Linked DNA regions of Mus musculus: region 2 is linked to region 1. The links are chromatin loops, found by intact Hi-C in ENCODE. Cell type or tissue: gastrocnemius. All regions are shown on one strand. Each heading gives the region's core, and the rest is flanking DNA. Links, peaks and the distances in the headings are about the cores only.

The links. Peaks named below come from ENCODE experiments on the same cell type or tissue, not always from the same donor. Only the 100,000 strongest peaks of a DNase experiment are listed, where the experiment ranks them.
Region 2: it touches region 1 in a loop (7-fold over the local background); 23 of 42 quality-filtered maps call a loop at or near these places.

The regions. Positions count from the first base shown.
Region 1 is chr8:111,672,701-111,683,318 of GRCm38, forward strand. No RefSeq gene overlaps it. Among named protein-coding and RNA genes, the nearest start is that of Mir7076, 12 kb to the right of the region's middle. In gastrocnemius, for the core only: CTCF peaks have their summits at 3,718 (motif pointing right), 5,583 (motif pointing right) and 8,142; DNase peaks (open chromatin) are centred at 3,733 and 5,577.
Region 2 is chr8:111,829,362-111,839,979 of GRCm38, forward strand. Cfdp1 (craniofacial development protein 1) reads right to left here. Exons shown (of 7, transcript NM_011801.2): 5 at 1,509-1,628. Among named protein-coding and RNA genes, the nearest start is that of Cfdp1, 20 kb to the right of the region's middle. In gastrocnemius, for the core only: CTCF peaks have their summits at 4,892 (motif pointing left) and 6,376 (motif pointing left); no DNase peak of the experiment used is centred there; H3K27ac peaks cover 4,335 bases.

The DNA.
Region 1 (10,618 bases), core at 1,204-9,203:
TCAGCATCACTGTGACTTTTGACTTAACACACACACACACACACACACACACACACACACACACACACACACACGTCTGCTCGATAGAGTTCTATTCATGTCTCAACCGAGGAAGTTCCTGTTCAACCCAGGTACAGTCAGGCCAGGCTCCATTGCTATGTCTAGTACGGAGTCCCACTGGTCCAGTCAGACTACTGGCATCAGAAACAATAGGGGAAAGGACCTGTTGAGACCATATGATGACCTGCTTAAAGGAGATAACCACAAACAACGGAGTTTCCAAGAAGCCTATACTCCTTAAATCTAGCTAGTTAACACTGCACAAGTGTATGAATCTGCATCCAGACAGCAGGAGCAAGCTGCCCCTGCTATACCTTTCATAAACCAGGGAAGCTCCCTCTCCAAATGTTAGATAAAGTTTCCCGAACTTAGGACCCAAGGTTCTCTCACTTCCGCTTGTTAAACACAGCTTTCAAGGTCTTTAATATTCGAGAGCTTTCTAATCTAAAAGGCTCCAACTGCAAGAGGAATGATGACTGGCCGGTCCTGTCTGTATGTGGCTGCAGCAACTGCTTGAGCCAGGCACTTCCCAGGAAATCCCAGTGCTCTCTCACAGTCACCCAGTCCTTGTCTAAAAGGACAAACTCAACTTTCCATCTGAGGGCTCTTGCCTGTCAGCCTGTCAACCAGGATGCCCAAAATGCTGGGCTACAATCCTCTCCTGGGACCATGTCCAGTCTACACAGTAGAGCTGCATTGAAAGTAACAACGTCCCTCTCACTGTGAGAGCAGACCAGCTCCACCGGAGGATGTCACACTCAGCCGCTCAGCTGTGATAGGGGCCAAAATTACATCCCTTATTGATAGTGCCTTTTTCCACCATCACTCTCCTTTCCTGTCTCGCCCAGTCCCCAGACTATCTCACTGGTTCTTGATAGCAGGCTCCAAGGAACCCACTTTACCCCCTTGTGGCCTATGTGATCTCTATGATAAATATCTTTTCTTCCATTTTTCTGGTCCTTGCTGAGTCTCCCAAAGGCAAGTTGTAGAGTTGAGGCTTTCTGAAACTCCAGAGTCTCTCATGACACTCCAACACCCGGTCTGTCCTGAATGATGGCCCAGAGCAGTCTAGGTCCTCAAAGGCCCTTCCTGTCACCTCTTTGGTGGACCCTGTACTTCACTCAGTAAGTACTTGCCCAAAGTCTGGAATACCTTCATTTCTGGACACTGACTGAAACCACCCCTGTCACACTGTCCTGGAGAATCCTAAAATTTTCTTTGAAGGCCTCATTATTCTTTAAAGCCCGAAGTACCAAAAGACTTTCAGCCTCCCATTGCTAAAGTCTTTCCTGCTGGGCTGTTTAGTACACTACAGTTGTTGGGTAGATCTCATAAGGTGGTCCAGGGCCTGAGGGCCACAGGGAAAGCTGTGGTCCTGACGCATCCCAGACCCTTCCACCTTTACATGCTTTCTCTTGAGTTCCCATTCATGCAAACTTTCAGTACCTGTTTGCCTCTTACGGAAGAACTCCCCTATCTAGTTACACAGCAGCTTACCTGGACCATGGGCTGCAGGGCTGCTTGCACCTTCCTTTTAGACAGGCCTGTCTTCCCTATACACCCCACCCCCCAGTAGTCTTTCAGTATACACATAACTCCAGCCAGACTCATGTCAGCTTGAGGCACTGGCCAAGCCTTAAAAACTTGCCTCAAGGAGGCTGGAGAGATGGCACTGGCTGCTCTTCCAGAGATCCTCAGTTCAATTCCCAGCATCATCTGTAATGGGATCTGATGCCCTCTTCTGGTGTGTCTGAAGATAGCTACAATGTACTCATAGACATAAAGAAGTAAACCTAAAAAAACAAAAACAAAAACAAAAACTTGCCTCAAAAATGGGTGTGGTGGGCACACCTTTAAATCTCAGCACTTGGGAGGCAGAGGCAGGTAGATCTCTGCAAGGCTAGTCTGGTCTACATAGTGAGACCCTGTCTCAAAATGTGTATATATATTTTTATTTTCCATATGTAGGACATATATATATATATATATATATATATATATATATATATATATACACACACACACATATATATCCTATATATGAGATACATCTAAATGAACCATATTAAATCAAGTGGTTTTTTTTTTAAATACCAAACTATATACACAGCACAGTCTCTTTTTAAAAGATGAATGTCAAGTAAGAGAATGAGAATAATACACAGCCAGAGACTGGGAAGACATGATTCATCTAAAGTAAACTTGAAGACGGTGTTTTCAGACAGAAGACTGGCAGATTGCGGGGTCAATTCAGAAGACATTTACAAGCCTGCAGAGTTCAACAAGAAGGAAGCCGACTCAGGGGCAGCAAATCCCAAGGACATGGGAGAGTGCAACACTCTACCAAACACTGATACAATTACACAAAAATTCACTGAGGAATACAGGTACCCTGTTCTTATGGAGGTCAGCGATTTTCAAACCTGTGCACGAATCACACACACCTAAAATGCTAAGTCAGGGCTGGAGAGGTGGCGGTGAGAACATTTGCTGCTCTTATCGAGGACCCTGGTTCTCAGCACACGTGTCAGGTGGCTCACAAGCACGTTTAACTGCAGCTCCAAGGGTTCAGTTCCTCCTTCTGGACTCTGAGGGCTCCTGCACTCACATGTGCACGCACACATACACATGATTTAAAAAAGAACAACCAAAAGGACTTGAGAGGTGATGCTTAGTCCCATCCCCTGTTGCCTCTGAGTCTGGAGGCCAGGGCTGGGCCTGGGAGCCTGGAGAGCTTGCGTTGCTCGTGAGCCCCAGCTGCTGCAGCAGCAGTTTTTGCAGGGCCCCTACCCATAACCAACCCCACTGCTTTCCAGGACACTGGTTTGGAGTAGACTTTATAGGCAGGAGATTGCAATGGAGTGGAGAAGACCTGCTGCCCATGCTATATACAAGAGGGAGTGTCCAGGACTGGCCATAGTGAAGGACAGCCCGGACAAATGGGAGGTGCCATGGAGTTTTGTTGACACAAGGTCTTACTGTGACACTGAGACTGACCTTGAAGTCGCCATACCTTTGCATGTATTTCCCAAGTGCACATTTTGTTGTTTTTGTTTTGGGGATTTGTTGTTGTTTTTAAGAGTCAAGGTCTTAATGTACAGCCCTGGCTTGGCCTGGAGCTCATTATGTTAACCTGGCTGGCCTTGAACTCACAGAGATCCACCTGTTTCTACCTCCCAAGTACTGGGGGGATTAAAGGCATCCGGTGTGATCGAATATCCTGCAATATCCTGCAACATCACTACGACAGCTGGGAACTAAGACACAGACGCAGAGCTGGTGTGCATGTCCTTGGGTGTCTGGGGAAGGGGCGTGGCCTCTGATAGGGAAAAGGGGTACACTTTCAACTACTCTGAAGGCTTGAGGCTTCAGGCTACATCAACCCAGAATTTTACACCACTGAGTCTGGATCCTGGCTTGGGTGTGGTAATCTAAGCATTCGGAGGGAAGACCACTCAGGAATTTGCTCTTTCCTACGACTTGTGTGCTCCTGAGATCAAATTCAGGTTGTCAGGCCCCTGCAAACACATCTATGCTCTCACCCCCGCCACACACACACTTCATTCCTAATTTTAAAAAAATTTATGTGTAGGGGGTGTGTGGACTGCAAGTAAGTCTGTGCCCCTTTTGCATGCAGTACCCTTGCACGTCAGAAGAGGGCGCCAGAGCCCCTGGAACTGAAGTTACAGATGGTTGTAAGCTGACATGTGGGCACCAAGAACCTGACCCTGGGTCCTCTTTAAGAGCAATTGAGGCAGGAAGCCATTCTGAGTTCTACGACAGAGATCCTGTCTGAAAAACAAAGCAAACAAAATAAAACCTATCATGATTCAGCAGTGGAAAGATCCGACGAGCTCAGCGCCACCTTAAGCTACCAACACTTCCCCCACAAAAAGGGAGGGCACCTGGAGCCACATACACAGTCAGCCATGCAAGCCCCGAGTCCCGCCTTACCGTAGTCTTGAGTAGTTTTGCTCCAGAGACTCGCAGCCATGGTGGTTGAAGTTTTGAAGGAAGTAGCCTGAGACCTGCAGGAAACTTACCAGGGAAATCTTAAGCTCCAGGCTGGAGAAGGGAGGGAGGGAACAGAAACCCAGGCAGGCAAAGAGAAACAAAGTAGGTTTCAACATGGTCGGGGGTTTGAGTCTGAGAGACCAGGGTCCTTGAGTTCTCACAAACTAATTGCTGTACACTGACGGCAGAGGAGGGAGGTGGGACCTTGCCCAAGACCAGGCCCTTCAGCTGTATTCTCTTTAAAAGAATGGCCAGCGGAAGGCTCTCTGCCACCCACAAAACACAGCTAGCTCCACCTCCTGCAGTACTTGTACAGGAGCCGCTGTTGTAACATCGTACCCTGGGTGAACGCAGGCGCTTCCTGGATAAGGCTTGACTGCTGGGTTTATATATTTTCAGCTGGTAGAAAGCAAGGTCACCTGAGTGGGGATGAGAGCGAGGCCTGATTAACATGGGCTGACTGGAAACAGGCAGGCCAGTCACAGCAGCCCCTAATTGGCTTGTTTGGTTTTTGTTTTGTTTTGTTTTGTTTTGTTTTTGAGACGGGATCTCTCTCTAGCCCTGGCTGTCCTGGAACTTACTATTTAGACCAGGCTGATCTCGAACATACAAAATTCCACCTGCCTCTCAAGTGCTGGGATTACAGGTGTGCACATGGTAGCCGGTATTTTTTTCCCTAGTTGTTATGTATATTTGGATGAATTTGGGAATATGAGTCTGTTTTTTCTTTTCCTTGAGTTTTTTTTCTGGTTTGAGACAGGTTCATGTTGTAACTCCAGCCTACATACCCCAGGCTGGCCTTGACTTCAGAATAGGGCACCACGTCTCCTGGAACCAGAATTACAGACAGTTGTGAGTCCCCATGTGGGTGCTCAGGTCTGGTGGAAGGGCACAGTGCTCTGAGCCATCTCTCCAGCCCCAGATTACCCTTGAACTCAGGGTAATCTGGGCTCAACTAAACCCCACTCCCCTCACCCTTCTCAGCCTCTGTAGTGCTGGGATTCCATACATGAGACACCACAACCACCCCAACTCTGCCTTCCAAGTGTAAGTTTTGTAATAGTTAAGTACAGAGCAAGTGTATTTGATGAGAAGTTATCAGGTAAATAGAGATAGATGTGTTAGAGATACAACTTATACTCAGGGTCAAAGAACTCTCTTGCAAACTATCAAATTCATAATTTCAAAATAAAATTCAAATGGTTTAATGTTGAAATGATGATATTAGAGTATATTGGAGTAAATACATTTTTAAAATTAGGTCGCCTATTTATTTTTTTTTTTCCTTTTGGTTTTTTCCAGACAGGGTTTCTCTGTGTAGCCCTGGCTGTCTTGGAACTCACTTTGTAGACCAGGCTGGCCTCGAACTCAGAAATCCACCTGCCTCTGCCTCCCCAGTGCTGGGATTAAAGGCATTCACCACCACCGCCCTGCAGGTCACCTATTTTTTGATAAAGTACAGAACTGGGTTAGAAAATGACTGCAGTTTTAATACTGACCACCAGGTGGCAACCCTATCTCAGAACTGCTATGTTCAGCCTCCGCCAGAAGGACCTTGCCTGGAGAGAAATGGACCTAGGTTTGTGTTTGCTGTTCTGGTTTTATATTAATTACACCTTACACCTGGCCTGGTTGTGATCTTTGAGGTGCCTTATTTCAAGTCTTGCTTCTTCTCTGCTTGGCCTTTCACCTTTTGTTTTACTTTTCACAAATTCCACCCCAAACCAAGGCTGTTTCATGTCCTGAGTGACTAAGTTGTCCTGGCAGCCTTCGCCTCAACGCCATACCATCAAAACATCTAATATTCTACAGGGAAGAGAAAAAGTATTGTGAAGAACTTTGAGAAATGCAGAAAGGATCCCAGCCATGCTTACCAGCAGGCTGGGCTAGTATAACTCTGGCTGCCTCACCCAGAACGACCCAGAGACAATGGAGAGGAAGCCGATTTGAACCAGGAGCTGTGGTCAGGGCTGTGGCCAGTGGCTGAGGCTGAGGCTGGGCTGTGGGAAGATCAAATGGGAAGGAAAGGGCCTGAACCTGCTGTTTCTCCTCACTCTGACACCTTGGGTAGGAGGTGCCGGCCCCAGGCCCACCTCAAACAGCTTCTTCGTCCTCAGAATACGGGGGTCAGGTGCAAGTGAGGAGCCAGGGACAATGGGAAGGACACCCCCTGATTCCCATCCTGTTCCTCCAAGTCTCCTCTGGATGTCATGAAAAGACGAAGTGTTTCCCTGGTGCTCGGGCCTGTGGGGCTCTTCCACGGGCTCACCCACCACTTCCATCTGCCTGATTCTGAGACTTGGATCCCTTCCCTCTGCTCTAGTAGAGTTATAATGAGAAAATACTTGAAAAGAAAGCCCACTCATTGGGATTACAGATTCTGTTAGAAATAGGAACATTGGTGGACGTGGGCAAGATTCAAAACAGGCAAAAATAAGCCTAGTAAACAAAAGATATTAGTGATCAAGTAATAAAAGCCATTAAAGAATCCAGTAGGGTGCTGGGAAGTGGTGGCGCACGCCTTTAATCCCAGCACTTGGGAGGCAGAGGCAGAAGGATTTCTGAGTGCGAGGCCACCCTGGTCTACAGAGTGAGTTCCAGGACAGCCAGGGCTATACAGAGAAACTCTGTCTTAAAAAAACAAAAGACAAAACAAACAAACAAACAAACAAGATCCAGATCGGAGAGAGGTGTGTGCCTTCCTTCCTCAAAGGTCCAGACTAGAATGGAGAAGCAGAAAATCTCTCACAGGTGTGCCCTGCCCTCCATTTCTACATTGTAGTTCATTCCAGATGTAGCCAAGTTGACAACCAAGAATAGCCATAATACTCTGTCCCAAACAGAAACAAAACAAAACAAAAAATCCAGGTGTCAAAACTAGAGTTATTGTCAGGGGAATGGTAGGTAGGTAGCACATGCCTATAATCCCAGCACTCAGGAGGCTGAAGCAGGAGGATTGCCATTACTCTGAGTACAGAATGGACTCCATAGTGAGTGTAGGGCCAGCCTAAGTTACAGAGTAAAATTCTGTCTCAAAACAGACAAACAACAAAAACAGTCTGTTGTGATTGCAGTAACAATAATAGGTGACCGCTCATAATAAAATCAGTGCTTCAGAGAAATTAGTGAGTTGGGTCAGGGTAAGGAATGCTCTTAGAAACAAGAGAGAGAGAGAGAGAAAATAAGACAAGTGATGTGTAAGATCAGATGCCAGCACTCAGATAACTGCAGGCCAAGTAGCCCGAGTATAAAGTTAAAGAGATATAAATCTCCATTTGAAGAAATAATGGAGGTACATTCCTCAGATTTCAGAAAAGATTCAGTTTACCCAGAGGTAAAACAGGTGGCTGGCGTCCTGTAAACCTGTAGTTCCAGTTTTCAGGGGCTGAGACAGAGTGACCCTGGGAGGCTGAGACCAGCCTGGGCAACCCAGCGAGATCCGATATCAAAAACAAAAACAAAACAAAATAAAACAACCCCGCCCAACACACATTTGAGATGGCAAATGCTCCGAGATCTCTCTCTCTCTCTCTCTCTCTCTCTCTCTCTCTCTCTCTCTCTCTCAAGGTTAACTTATTTATTATATGTAAGCACACTGTAGCTGTCTTCAGACACCCCAGAAGAGGGCATCAGATCTCATTACGGATGGTTGTGAGCCACCATGTGGTTGCTGGGAATTGAACTCAGGACCTTTGGAAGAAGCAGTCAGTGCTCTGACCCACTGAATCATCTCGCCAGCCCTCCCCACTGCTTTCTAATTCACGCTACCCCAGATGCTGCCACAGGCTGCAGGAATGGCGCTGTGGTGGGAAATCAGCGCAGTGGCTGCCTCAGGAAGAGTCCGCAGACAGACAGGGCGGCTCCGGGACTTCTGCTAGCAGCCTGTGTGCTCGCGGTAGGAGCCCTCCTCAAACTGCACATTCCTGAGCTGTGCACCCTGCTCTCCCCTGAGACGTGCACCGGAGCAAGAGGGGGAAGATTGCTCAGAGGTAACTAGCAGGGGTCGCTGGGAAACAGGAGTTAAAATCTTCAGGACCCAATTAAAAGGCAGGTATGACCCTACATGCCTGTAATCCCAGCTTTAGAGGACAGGGGGCTCCAGCGAGCTCGTCGGCCCACCATACTCTCTGAAACAGCAAATTTCAATTCACAGAGAGAAGGTCCTGTCTCAAACAAATTAAAGTGGAGAGTGTCAGAGAACGACATCAGAAAGTCTCCTTTGTTCTCTATATTCGGCATATTCTGGAAGGAGCATCCACACATCACATCACATCACATCGTCTAGAGATGAAGCTCAGCTGGTAGGATAATCCTCAGATTAATCCGCACCATCCCATAAACTGGGTGTTCAAGAGTGAATTGGGGAGAGCAATATTACATCACACGAAAGGGCAATTACGGACCAAACGTTCCTCATAGATACAAATGAAGACAAATCTTCGGCAAACCACAGCTGAGTGAATCCAATAGTACATTAAAAGGATTATATGCCCTGACCAAGCGGGATTGGTCCCAAGTGTGCAGAGGGCGATTTGACTGAGGGAATCATCAGTGTAATGTACCGAGTCATTAGACGAAAGGAGGAGAGTCACGTGACCATCTCAGTTGATGCAGAAGGGGCCTGGGACAAAATCCAACTTCATTTCATTATCAAGGCACTCAGGGAAGTGAGAGGAGGAGGAGAGAGCTTCCTTACCGTGGCAGAGGATGCCGCTATCTATCCTTTACCACCATCAGCTCAGAGAGAGATGGTATCCTACTGAGAGCCAGGTGTGGTAGCTCGTGCCTGAGATCACAGCCCTGGGGAGGCGGAGGCAGGAGGATCAGAAGTTGACGGACATCCTCAGTTACATATAGAGCTTGAGGCCAGCCTGGGCCACATGAAAATCTGTCTCAAGAAAGAAGAGAAAGGACTAGAAAGATGACCCAAAGGCTAAGACCATGGACTGACAGCTCTAGAGGATCTGGGTTTAATTCCTAGTACCCACATGTCAGCTTACACACATTTATCTATCTATGTATCTTTCTTTCTTTCTTCCTTTCTTTCTTTCTTTCTTCCTTCCTTTCTTTCTTTCTTTCTTTCTTTCTTTCTTCCTTTCTCTCTCTCTCTCTCTCTCTCTCTCTCTCTCTCTTTCTTTCTCTCTTTCTTTCTTTGGTGTGAGCAAATTTGACAGATTATAACTTTAGAAATAAAAATATATTACTCCTTCATGTTTTTTTTAAAAAATCTTATGCACATTGATGCTTTGACTGCACTTGTGTCTGGGTGAGCGTATTGAATCCCCTGGAACAGGAGTTACAGACAGTTGTGAGCTGCCATGTGGGTATTGGAATTGAACCCAGGTCCTCTGGAAGAGCAGCCAGTGCTCTTAAATCATGTCTCCAGCCCTGCTTCCATGTTTTTATTCAAGTCTTTATAATATAAAAATCTCATAAAAGAGCTAGGCTGTGGTGCATGCCTTTAATCCTGGCACTCAGAGGTAGAGGCAGGTGGATCTCTGAGTTTGAGGCTAGCCTGGTCTACAGAGCTAGTCCAGGATAGCCAGGGTGACACAGAGAAACCGTGCGTGCCTCAAAAACAAAAAACAAAAACAGTTGATGCAGAAGGGGCCTGGGACAAAATTCAACTTCATTATCAAGGTACTCAGGGAAGTGAGACTCGGAGGAGAGAGCTTCCTTACCGTGGCAGAAAATGGTATCTTTTACCATCAAAACAAAAACCAAACAACCAAACAAACCCCTAACTAAATAAAAGAATTCCTTGGGAGAAATTAAAACAAGAACAAATCTTCAGAGTGCTTGTTTCCCAAATCGGCTGGGACAGAGATTAAAAACAGCACCGGTGCACCCATCCCCTCCCGGTTCTGGGGGCTGGAAGCTCCCTAGTGAGCTCGCTGTGCTGAGATCCCTGCATCAGAAGACCGGAGGGGGCGTGTCCTCATGCTCAGCCTCTAGCCAATGGTGTTCTTTGGCTGGTCACAGCCTCACACCTCCACCTTGTCTGTGTCTCATCTCCCTCAACCTCTCTCAGGAGCCTTGTGGTCCTAAATCGGACTCAAACCGCTCTACTCATGCCAAGATCTGTGATGGAATCATATCGTATGTCTTAGTCAGGGTTTCTATTCCTGCACAAACATCATGACCAAGAAGCAAGTTGGGGAGGAAAGGGTTTATTCGGCTTACACTTCCATACTACTGTTCATCACCAAGGGAAGTCAGGACTGGAACTCAAGCAGGTCAGAAAGCAGGAGCTGATGCAGAGGCCATGGAGGGATGTTCTTTACTGGCTTGCCTCACCTGGCTTGCTCAGCCTGCTCTCTTATAGAATCCAAGACTACCAGCCCAGAGATGGTCCCACCCACAAGGGGCCTTCCCCCCTTGATCATTAATTGAGAAAATGCCTTACATTGGATCTCATGGAGGCATTTCCTCAACTGAAGGTCCTTTCTCTGTGATAACTCCAGCTGTGTCAAGTTGACACAAAACTAACCAGTACATCGTACAATGAAGCCTGGCAGGGTTTGATGTGTTCGCTTAGCACACT
Region 2 (10,618 bases), core at 1,846-9,845, 160 kb after region 1:
CCCCTGTGTAAGAAAGTCACTAGAATAGCTGCCAGTGACAGCACCTTTCCCCAGCTGCCCTCTACCCCAGGAGCTCTTCCGTGCAGCCTGAGGATGGCTCCCTCCTCCTGTAGTCACCCTTCTCAGCCCTTTTGTCAGCAGAGCCTCCATGTTGACCCTTGGCTATGCCAGGACTGTACAGCTCAGGTTTGGGAGGAATCCTCTTCAATTTAAAGAGACTGTCCTATGCTGATGATATCCAGTCAGCCCAGATTTGTTTAGAAAGAGTCTGCTTAGCCAGTCTTCAGGACAATCAATACCACTGATATGTAACAAAAAAGGCAGTTAGTTAGCAGTATCTGAGAGAGGCCTCTCTTCCTTTCACCCCACTCTCTGGGTCTCCCTGGAACCATTTCTCACATAAATAAATGACTTGAATATACCGTTGTCATCAATTCTGCTAGGTAAGTGTACCCTCACTTACAATGTACACCACTTTAACACCATTATTCAGAGCCAGGCTAGAGATGGAAATTTACCTACACAGTTTAATAGGAAATCTGGTGGATTTTTAATGGGAGAAATGTAAAAAATAAAACTTTCCTGTTTGCCAGGTATGGTAACCCACACCTTTAATCCCAACACTCAAGAGGAAGAGATAGATAGATTTTGATAAGTTTGGCACTAGCCTGGTCTACATAGTTAACTCAGGGCAAAGCCATGCCTATACAGTACAACTCTGTCTTAAAAACAAACAAACAAACACCAACTTTCCTGTTCAAAACAAAGGTGACTATGTTTAATGAGGTGACAGTCCCCATCTAAAAGGTCACAGAAATCAGCTTTAGTAGAAGCCTGGCCTACTCAGAACTCCCTGCTGGCTGGTCAAAGATGCCCTGTGATGAAGTCTACGGCCATTTCCTTAGAGCCTACAGCCTTGGGCGCCTCTTATTTCCTTTTTACAGATGTTAAGGTAGGAACTTTTGCTTTCTCAAAGAGAAAGGAATTCTAATCTTCAACTAAAATACTGTACGGAAAGATCAAAAGAACTTTTTTTTTTTTAAATAATTTTTTGACTGTTTTCTTTGATAGGGGCTCACTCTGATGCCTAGGTGATCTACCTATCTCAGTCTCCACGTAGTTGGGACCACAGATGTAGATCTCTGTGCCCACATGACCTTCTGATGCTCCTTTGCCATCAGGGGGTTGGAACTAAGTACTCAATTCAAAATGTATTAAACGTTCTGGTGAACTGCTAATATTGTCATGCAAAAGTAATAATTTTTAGGTATGCAATTTACATGTTCAGCTTTATGGTTAGCTTCTTTCAGGCTGGGATTATTAAATAAGTAATCCATGCTAATTTTTCTAGCAAACTCCATCTGGGTAAATAAATACTTCTGTCAAGGCAGAGTTTCATTCCCTATATCACAATGAAGTAGAGACAGCAGCAGTTAGAAGCCAGTCCTCGCACAGCTAACAGTTTTCCCAGTGTGCCAACTACACCTGGGACGGAGGCACATACTCACCCTGACCCAGCAGGGAGTGGTGTCGCTGGTGAAGTGACAAGAGCCTGCGGTTTTTCTCTCTCTGTTTGCTTGAGGAAAGACTTCGCTTCCTTAGACGCAGCATCTACTTCCTTAGTCACCCTAGTTCAAGGAAAGAGAAACAAGCTTACAAATGGGATAAGAAACAAAAACTGGGGGGATAGAGAGATGGCTCAGCAGTTAAGAGCACTGGTTGCTCCTCTAGAGGACCCAGGTTCAGTTCCCAGCTCCCACATGGCTGCTCACCACTGTCTGTAACTGCAGCTCTAAAGGATCCACCCTTACACAAACATACATGCCAGCAATTCCAATGTACATAAAATTAATAGGTTTTTTAAAAAGGAAGCAAAAATTATAGCAAATGAAATAAATGAAAACTAGGAACATACCACTGAGTTTTCAATAAATTCTGGCCACTGAGTCTTATGATTAAAGTTCACTCTAACAGTTCTATAAATAGGCATTTTCCCAGACTGATACTAACAAACAAAACAACAAATGTAGTTCAATGTTCACCTTCAAATCTCCCATTCCACCTGCCAGCATGAAGACTCCCTCCACACACACCCCACCCCCGTCTCAGGTCACTTGGTTACTAACACGGATCTACAGAGACCCTGCCTGCACTCTCTGCCTGCACTCTTCCTCACTACCCAGATCAGCACTGACTCAGACGGCCAATGAACAGTGAGGTGGAGATGGGACACAGGGACAAAAGCACTGCCATCGTTTCATGAAGAAAGGCAAACAAATGGAAATACCCCACGGAAGCTCCTTCCTGCCCTGCACCTAAAACACCAAGACAAAAAACGCACTTTCTTTAAACTGGGCAAAGTAGAACTGCCTAGGGAGTGTCAGAATGTGAAACAATCCTACCTCAATTCAAACTGAAAGCACTGCATCCCACAAAAAGTTCAAAAGAAAGAAAGAAACAAACAAACAAACTTAAGGTGCCCCATATTCCAGGTAAAGAGGAGAAATATGTGATGCCTGTTTTGACATGCCAGAGCAACAAAAACATTTGAGGAATTTTCCTTAAATTCCAATCTACCAGTAGGCAGATCCAAAACTACAGTTAATGTATTATAAATATGCAACCAAAGATTAGCCAAAAATGATAGAATAAATCCTATAAAATCCATCTGTGAGAGTATACCAGTCTCTACCACCTTCAAGGATACATTTCCTAACAAAGGCTACCTCTCTGCTGTACTTAATACTGTGTGTTCTGTAAGTGGCACAAAGTTAAGTGTGGAGCCAAGCTGAGACAAACCAAAGTCCAGCTACAGCGGAGACACACCAGCAACAGTGGAGACATACCAGCAACAGCCCAATGCTTACCTACAGCTGCTTATAGCTGATACTGGGAAGGTTTGCCTACAGCACTGTCATCCTGACAAGAAGCTCATTTACATCCCTAAGGATTAAAACTGAAATCTAAGCAGTTACTCGACTTATTCAACTCTCCGGAGTCTACACAGCAACGCTAGTGAAAATTCTGCCAACAGATTGTGTTTATTTTCCAAACAGGCTGTCACACATTTCCTGTCCCATGTGCTCCTCCAGAGCATCAAGCAAATTCCTTCAAACTGGATGGGGTTTTATGACTGTCACCTAAGAGAGTTCTGTGCAAGTGGCTGTAAAGTGACTCTGTACTCCAGGCCTGCAGCCTTTCTTCCCTGAGAATGTATCTTTAGAACTCCATCCACTAGACAGCACAGATCGCATGGAAAGGCACAGACCTGGAATTCTGAGGAACCACTCCTAGCATAAAGGTATCTGAGTTCTTAAGCATCAGGACAAGAAGGAAGTGCTGTTTAAGATGGTCCCAACACTGGCTAAAGGGAACAAGAGAGGCTGAGCAACTGCCTAGCTGGACCTAGAGGCCTCTGGAACCGTGAGAAACTGCAATAGAGCAGCTAGCTGCTTCATGCAAGCTAGTAAATTTTAGGGTCATCTGTTATTCTGCTAAATCAATACCCAAAGTAAACCTGCATCAAAATCTTTGGGATTAATGCTGAACTCAAATACCAGACTCAGGATAGATCCTTTGGGCGTCCTTGTCTTGTAGAGAAGACTAGAGAGATTAATGAAGAACTAACACAGTTTTACCGTCTCCTTCCTGCAAAAGTCCTACTAACAGTGACAAATAAATTCGGCCAACTCCACAACAGTAATAAGTAGAGGAACAACAGAGAAAGACGTCCATATAACTTTGAGAAGGCAACACACCAGCTGGGCATGGTAGTACATGCCTGCGACATCTTCACACAAGGACAGTGAGCAGCAGTGCAGGAGGTCAAGGCCATCCTCAGGCAAATGAGATTCTGACTCAAAAAAAAGAGCAGCAAGTCTGGAAGTACTAACCGGCTTCCTCTGATCTCTGGAGCTTGTAGCCATGTGGAATGGATGACAACAAGAAAGCTGATTTGTTTTACAGAACCCTAGAAAGGCTAATTAAATTTAATGATCAAAGGTGGAAGAGAGGAGGCAGGCAGCCACAACCAGCTCAAAGTCTGCATTAGGAACAACAAAGCCTTTCTTACATCAAAACATGGGCCGTGTCCCACCACTGCTGATCCTGAGGGATCCAGTACATTCAGAGAAAATGAGTTCCAAAGGAGGACAGGCATGATGAATAAAGCCCCATCCTGAAACTAAAGGAATTAAGTGCAAAACCACCTTTACAGGCTGTATATGCCAGAGGGCTGAGGGACAAGGCCAAGTGCTAACCAACCCATAGTGTTCATAGTACTACCAAGGAATAGACACTTGACTGCCTGCTACTGAGGAACAGCTGTTGCCCAACTATAGTACAGCCTAGTCTAAATTCAAATAATACACACTTCAGGAAAAGGGAAAAATATAACAATAAAAAGCCTAGAATTGAAGGATGAGCTTCAGCAGAGAGCCACACAATACCTGACTGACACAGCAAATTTCAAAGGGTCACTATCACAGCTGAACTTTAAGAATGCCAGGATATGAACAACAAGTGGCCCAAGTAACAAAGGGAAGAAAGCAGCAAGCATGAACTTAGGTTTGCCTTTGTTACTCTTGTTTTATAGCAGGGCTGACAAGACTCAAGACTGATAGACGCGTAGGTAAACAAGTTCTGGAAAGCACTCCAGATGCAACGGGACACATGAAGAAACACGATATGGCTTCTGCCACTAGAAACTCAGAGTCCAGAAACACAGCAACAACAAAAGCAACACGACAATCCATGACACACACCAATTGGGAATGCCGTTCTTAATCTCCCTGCCAGTGTCTACAGCACCAACCGGGAAACACTGTGTAGCCTGAGGTACTTCTTAAGGACCCTGATAGCTGACACAAAGAAACAGCAGACTGCTCTCTGCTGGTCACATCCCCAGAGCAACTCCATTCTTTCTGCTATTTTGTTTTCCAAGACAGGCTCTCAAAGAGAGCTCCAAGTTGGCCCGCTCCTGTGCTCAGCCTCCCCTGGGGCCAGAAAGTAACTTCACTTTTAGGAAGCAGTAAAGGATTTAGCTATCACAGTACTTTTAAATAAGAGAATGGTTCTTATCATCATCTCATGCATGAGAGGGACTCCTGATAGGAAAAGGCTATTATTAGCAATAATTAATCCACCTGTTTTTCTATAGAAATTCCATTTTAACTTCATTTTCACTCACTCAACTTCCTGAAAAGTCTTTATTTGGATGGAACTTCCCCATGACTGAAGTTTTCCAAAAGGTGAATCATTTAGGAAAATCTGAGCTCACAGGGTCAGCTGGCTGTGCCAGAGAAAAGGGTAAGAGTGGTCATCTTCCTCCCTTCCCCAAGGCTGAAAGAATTACATAGCTCTCGCTGAGGAAAGACAAACAAAACATGACAACAAAGTCAGAGAAACTAGACGACTAACTTCAAGCTCACATTCCCTCATTCTCACACTTAGAAACTTCTCCCATTAGCTCTCTCATACTTCTTAAAGATGCAGTGATGACAAAAAAGGAAAGAAACAAAGATGTCAAGAAATTAAAAGATATGCTCAAAGACAAACACCAAGTTTGTGCCTGGGTAGTCAAAGTTCAAATCTCCTAAGATCCTTCAAGAAAGTTCTTTATGGTATTTTAAATAATGTGCTTTTTTAAAAAAAGTCTTGCCAATAGCCTGGCAGTGGTGGCACACATCTTTACTTCTGGTGCTTGGGAGACAGAGGAAGGTGGATCTGAGTTTGAGGCCAGCCTAAAAAAATCTTGTCTCAAAAAAACCAAATGAACAAAGTCTGGCCAACACAGCAACTATTAACAGGTTTAAATATATATACTATGTATAACATATGTAACATATAATATAACGGTTGTATATAACAATTAGACATGCATGCTCCAGGTTGGCTTTGATCGGCCTGCTTCCTCTTCCCAAGGGCTCGTGTACAGGAGTGGACCGCCACCACGGGCCTTAGCAAGCTTTTCTAGTCTTCTTGTTTGTTCCTTTGTTTGTTTTTAAGATTTATTTATTTTATGTATATCAGTACACTGTAGCTGTCTTCAGACACACCAGAAAAGGGCACTGGATCCCATTACAGACGTCTGTGAGCCACTATGTGGCTGGGAATTGAAGTCAGGACCTCTGGAAGAGCAGTCAGTGCTCTTAAACGCTGAGCCATCTCTCCAGCCTGCTTTTGTATTCTTTATGGGGAAGGAGTTTGAGAAGACACTCACTTGTTCTGTTACAAATCTCAATAATATATAATGTTTTTAAATGACTATGTTTTACTAAGAACTATAAACAAGATGCATGTGTTGAGTGTGTACTTAATGAAAAGAAAGTGCTTTTATCCTGTTTTATTTGACAGATGGTGCTGCCCTCTTCTGACAAACTGTACACATGCAGGCTCCCTGAGTACTTCAATATTTACAAAAGTGGAGAGAGAGAGCACGCCTTTGATCCCAGGACTCAGGAGGCAAAGAGGCAGGTGGACCTCTGAGTGAGGTCAGCCTGATCTACAGAGTGAGTTCTAGGACAGCCAGGGCTACAGACAAACCCTGTCTCAAAAAGCAAACAAAAAAGTCAAGAGTAGTATCACATGAATGTAATCCCTACACCTGGGAAGCAACAGGCCAGACTCAGTTCAGTGTCAGCCTGGGCTACATTAGATTCTATCTCAAAAAAGAAAAATAATCAAGCCAGGCGTGGTGGTGCACACCTTTAGTCCCAGCACTCGGGAGGCAGAGGCAGGCGGATTTCTGAGTTCAAGGCCAGCCTGGTCTACAGAGTGAGTTCCAGGACAGCCAGGGCTACACAGAGAAACCCTGTCTTGAAAAATCAAAAAAAAGAAGAAGAAGAAGAAAGGAGAAGGAGAAGGAGGAGAAGGAGAAGGAGAAGGAGAAGGAGAAGGAGAAGGAGAAGGAGAAGGAGAAGGAGAAGGAGAAGGAGAAGGAGAAGGAGAAGGAGAAGGAGAAGGAGAAGGAGAAGGAGAAGGAGAAGGAGAAGGAGAAGGAGAAGAAAGAAAGAAAGAAAGAAAGAAAGAAAGAAAGAAAGAAAGAAAGAAAGAAAGAAAATCAGGGACATGTTAAATGTTAACATTTATAAACAAATTTATGAAATTCATAATTTCATGAGAAATTTACTGATTTCTCAAAGCAACAGTAATCCAGCTGATTTTGTTCTTTATTAAGACCGTCCTGTAGATCTCTACATGTGCGAAGTGATCTAAGCCAACACAGGCTTTGCGACAGTCTCACCTTGTTGTCCTAGATGGAACTTGCTCTATGGACTTGGCCGGTCCTCAACTCTGCCTCTAAATGTCTTGGCTTTTAACTTGTATTTTCTGTGGTATGTTAATACACTCTACATTTTCATATAGGCATTTAATGTGATTTGACTAAGTTTATCCCCACTTCCTCTCTTCTAGACACTCTCTTACCACCGCTCTATCATATCCACTCCCAACTTCCTTGTGTATTTATTTTTTCTTTCTTAAAACCCAGAGAGCCCACTCAGTGCTGCTAATGTAAGCCCGGGTATAGGGAACCTACTGAAACATAGGTAGTCTTTCAGGGGCCACATCCTTAAAGAAAACTGGCCCTGCCTCTCTCAGCAGCCATCAATGGCCAGCAGCTTCTTAGTTAGTTCAACTCTGTGACCCACTTCCCACACTGGGACTCTGACTGGATGGTCCTGTGCAGGTTGTGTGCATGCTGTCACAGCTGCTGCGCTTTCTCATGTGCAAATGCCCTGCCATGTCCAAAAAAGTTTTGCTTCATTCCTTTTCTTTTTCTTTTTTGGTTTATTGAGACGGTTTTTTGCATAATCCTAGCTGTCCTGAAACTCACTCTGTACCCCATGCTGGCCTCAAACTCACAAAGATCTGCCTGCCTCTGCCATCCAAATGCTAAGATTAAAGGCACACAACACAGCCTCTGGGACCCATTGCTAAACATTGATGGTCTTCTGTTAATGTTCTGTAGTTCCGTATTGGATAGCTGTAGTATGATTTTTGAAAGGCAAAATCCATTACTAATTCATATCATCAATAATTATGTGACAGATCTCAAAGTGACTAATTACCGGGAGTGCCTTACAATGGGGAGTTCTGACAGATGCTGCCCATGTTCTTCAGCTCAACACTAATGCTGGGATACTGAATAGCTAGTGCTGCCAGCGCAGTTTTGTTTAATGCAGTGGTTCTCAACCTGTGGGTCACAACCCCTGGGGGTGGAAGGTGGAGTCAACAACCCTTTCACAGGGTCACATACCAGGTATCCTGCATATCAAATATTTATGTTACAGTTCATAACAGTAGCAACATTAGTTATGAAGTAGCAATGGTTAGGGTCTCACCAACATGAGGAGCTATATTCCTAATGTCACGGCATCAGGAAGGCGGAGAACTTCTAATCTAAGGTGATTAATTGGAAACTAAACATGCCAGGCAAGCAATAATCTAAATTGATTCTCCAATACAAATGGTCTGCCCCCTGAAAACACCAAATGCATTATTTAATCTTGAACTGGGTCCTGATTGCGTGAGAACAACTAGAAAGACTATCAATGGGATAACTGGGGCCTAAAAGGCTGTAACATAATCATACATAGATCTACTCAAAATACGGCCTTCAAACTATCTGTTAAACAAAAGCCACCTGTTATTGACTTAAGACAGGAGGTACAGTAACTATGAGCATCAGGACATCAGTTGGACAGGTCACATTATTCACACTTAGCCATTATAATCACTGCATTAAAAAGGACAGTCCAACTGTCAAGGTGAATCATTTATATCAAGATTTGCCAAGATGGCTCAGTAGGTAAAGGTTGCCAAACCTGGCAAACTGAGTTGACTCCTGAGGACCCCGTGGAGGAAAGAGAAGCAACTGTCACAAGCTGTCCTCTGGCCTTCATACACACGCTGTGACAGGCATGCCCACACCTTCACATAAGGACAGGCAGAACACTGAACATGGATGAACCTGAGTGAGAGTGTCCACCATGTGGGCATTCACTGTAATCCTGTTCTTACAACACTGCTCTAAAGATACCTCAAAAAAGAAAATGTTTTTAGAAAAATTTTCAAATGAGTGACTTTGGTATTGGAGAGATGACTCCGAAGCTACAAGCTCCGAATGTTCATCCAGAGGACCTGGGTTCTATCCCCAGCACCTGCACGGTGGCTCAGAACTGCTGTGACTGCAGTTCCAGGGGCTCTGACACCTTCAGGCACCAAGTGTGTATACGGCACACAGACATACACCCAGACAAAAGGCCCACACACATAAAATAATTAAATATAAGTGTTGCTGGGCGGGGGAGCTTATGCACATAGTCTCAGCACTTAGGAGGCTGAGCAGATAGATTATCACAACTTCATCCACTTTAGGATACATAGAAAGTTCCCAGAACAGTCTGGGCTACACCGAGACCCAGTCTAAACAAAGTTTAAGAGTTGTGTTCCGGGGCTATAGAGATGGTCACTGGGTAAGAACACTGACTGCTCTTCCGAAGGTCCTGAGTTCAAATCCCAGCAACCACATGGTGGCTCACAACCACCCTTAATGAGATCTGATGCTCTCTTCTGATCTGTCTGAAGTCAGCTACCGTGTACTTATGTATAATAATAAAATAAATCTTAAAAAAAAAAAAAAAAGAGTTGTGCTCCATACTATTTATAAAACCAAAAATACAAAACTTCAATTTTTCAAAAGTCTGCCCTGTATTTTCACTGGACAAAAATAGGCAACACTGTGTATTAGTGGATTATATTCTATGGATCAACCAATACAGAGAAAGGAGCTTCAGTTGAGGAAATGCCTCCATGAGATCCAACTGTAAGGCATTTTCTCAATTAGTGATCAAGGGGGGAGGGCCCCTTGTGGGTGGGACCATCCCTGGGCTGGTAGTCTTGGGTTCTATAGGAGAGCAGGCTGAGCAAGCCAGGGGAAGCAAGCAGGTAAGTAACATCCCTCCATGGCCTCTGCATCAGCTCCTGCTTTCTGACCTGCTTGAGTTCCAGTCCTGACTTCCTTGGTGATGAACAACAGTATGGAAGTGTAAGCCAAATAAACCCTTTCCTCCCCAACTTGCTTCGTGGTCATGATGTTTGTGCAGGAATAGAAACCCTGACTAAGACAGTTATATACTGACTCCGTGTCATTTTATATATGGGACATGAGAATTTGAGGACTCCAGCATCATCGAGGGGTTCTATGATCTTACCACACACAGAGAGGGAAGAATACAACAACTGGGAAACAGGTGCTGCTTTTGAAAGCAATAAACCCAGAGGAAACTGTATTATCAGACCACATCTAAATCTAACCTGTTACTGTCAAAGAAAATAAACTTATAAAATTATTGCTTGAATTCTGTTCTCAGTGCCTCTAAATTATAGCACTACAGCTTTTATATTATAGTTTTAAATAAGTGAGGGGTCTGAGAATTCTAGGCATGTGGTTCTTACTTAAAACAGCCAAAATAACTCCCCCCAAAATAAACCAATCAAACAAAATACCAACAAGCTGGTCTTAGCGGCACACGCCTTTAATCCCAGCACTCAGGAGGCAGAGGCAGGTGGATCTCTGTGACTTTGAGGCCAGCCTGGTCTACATAGTGAACTCTAG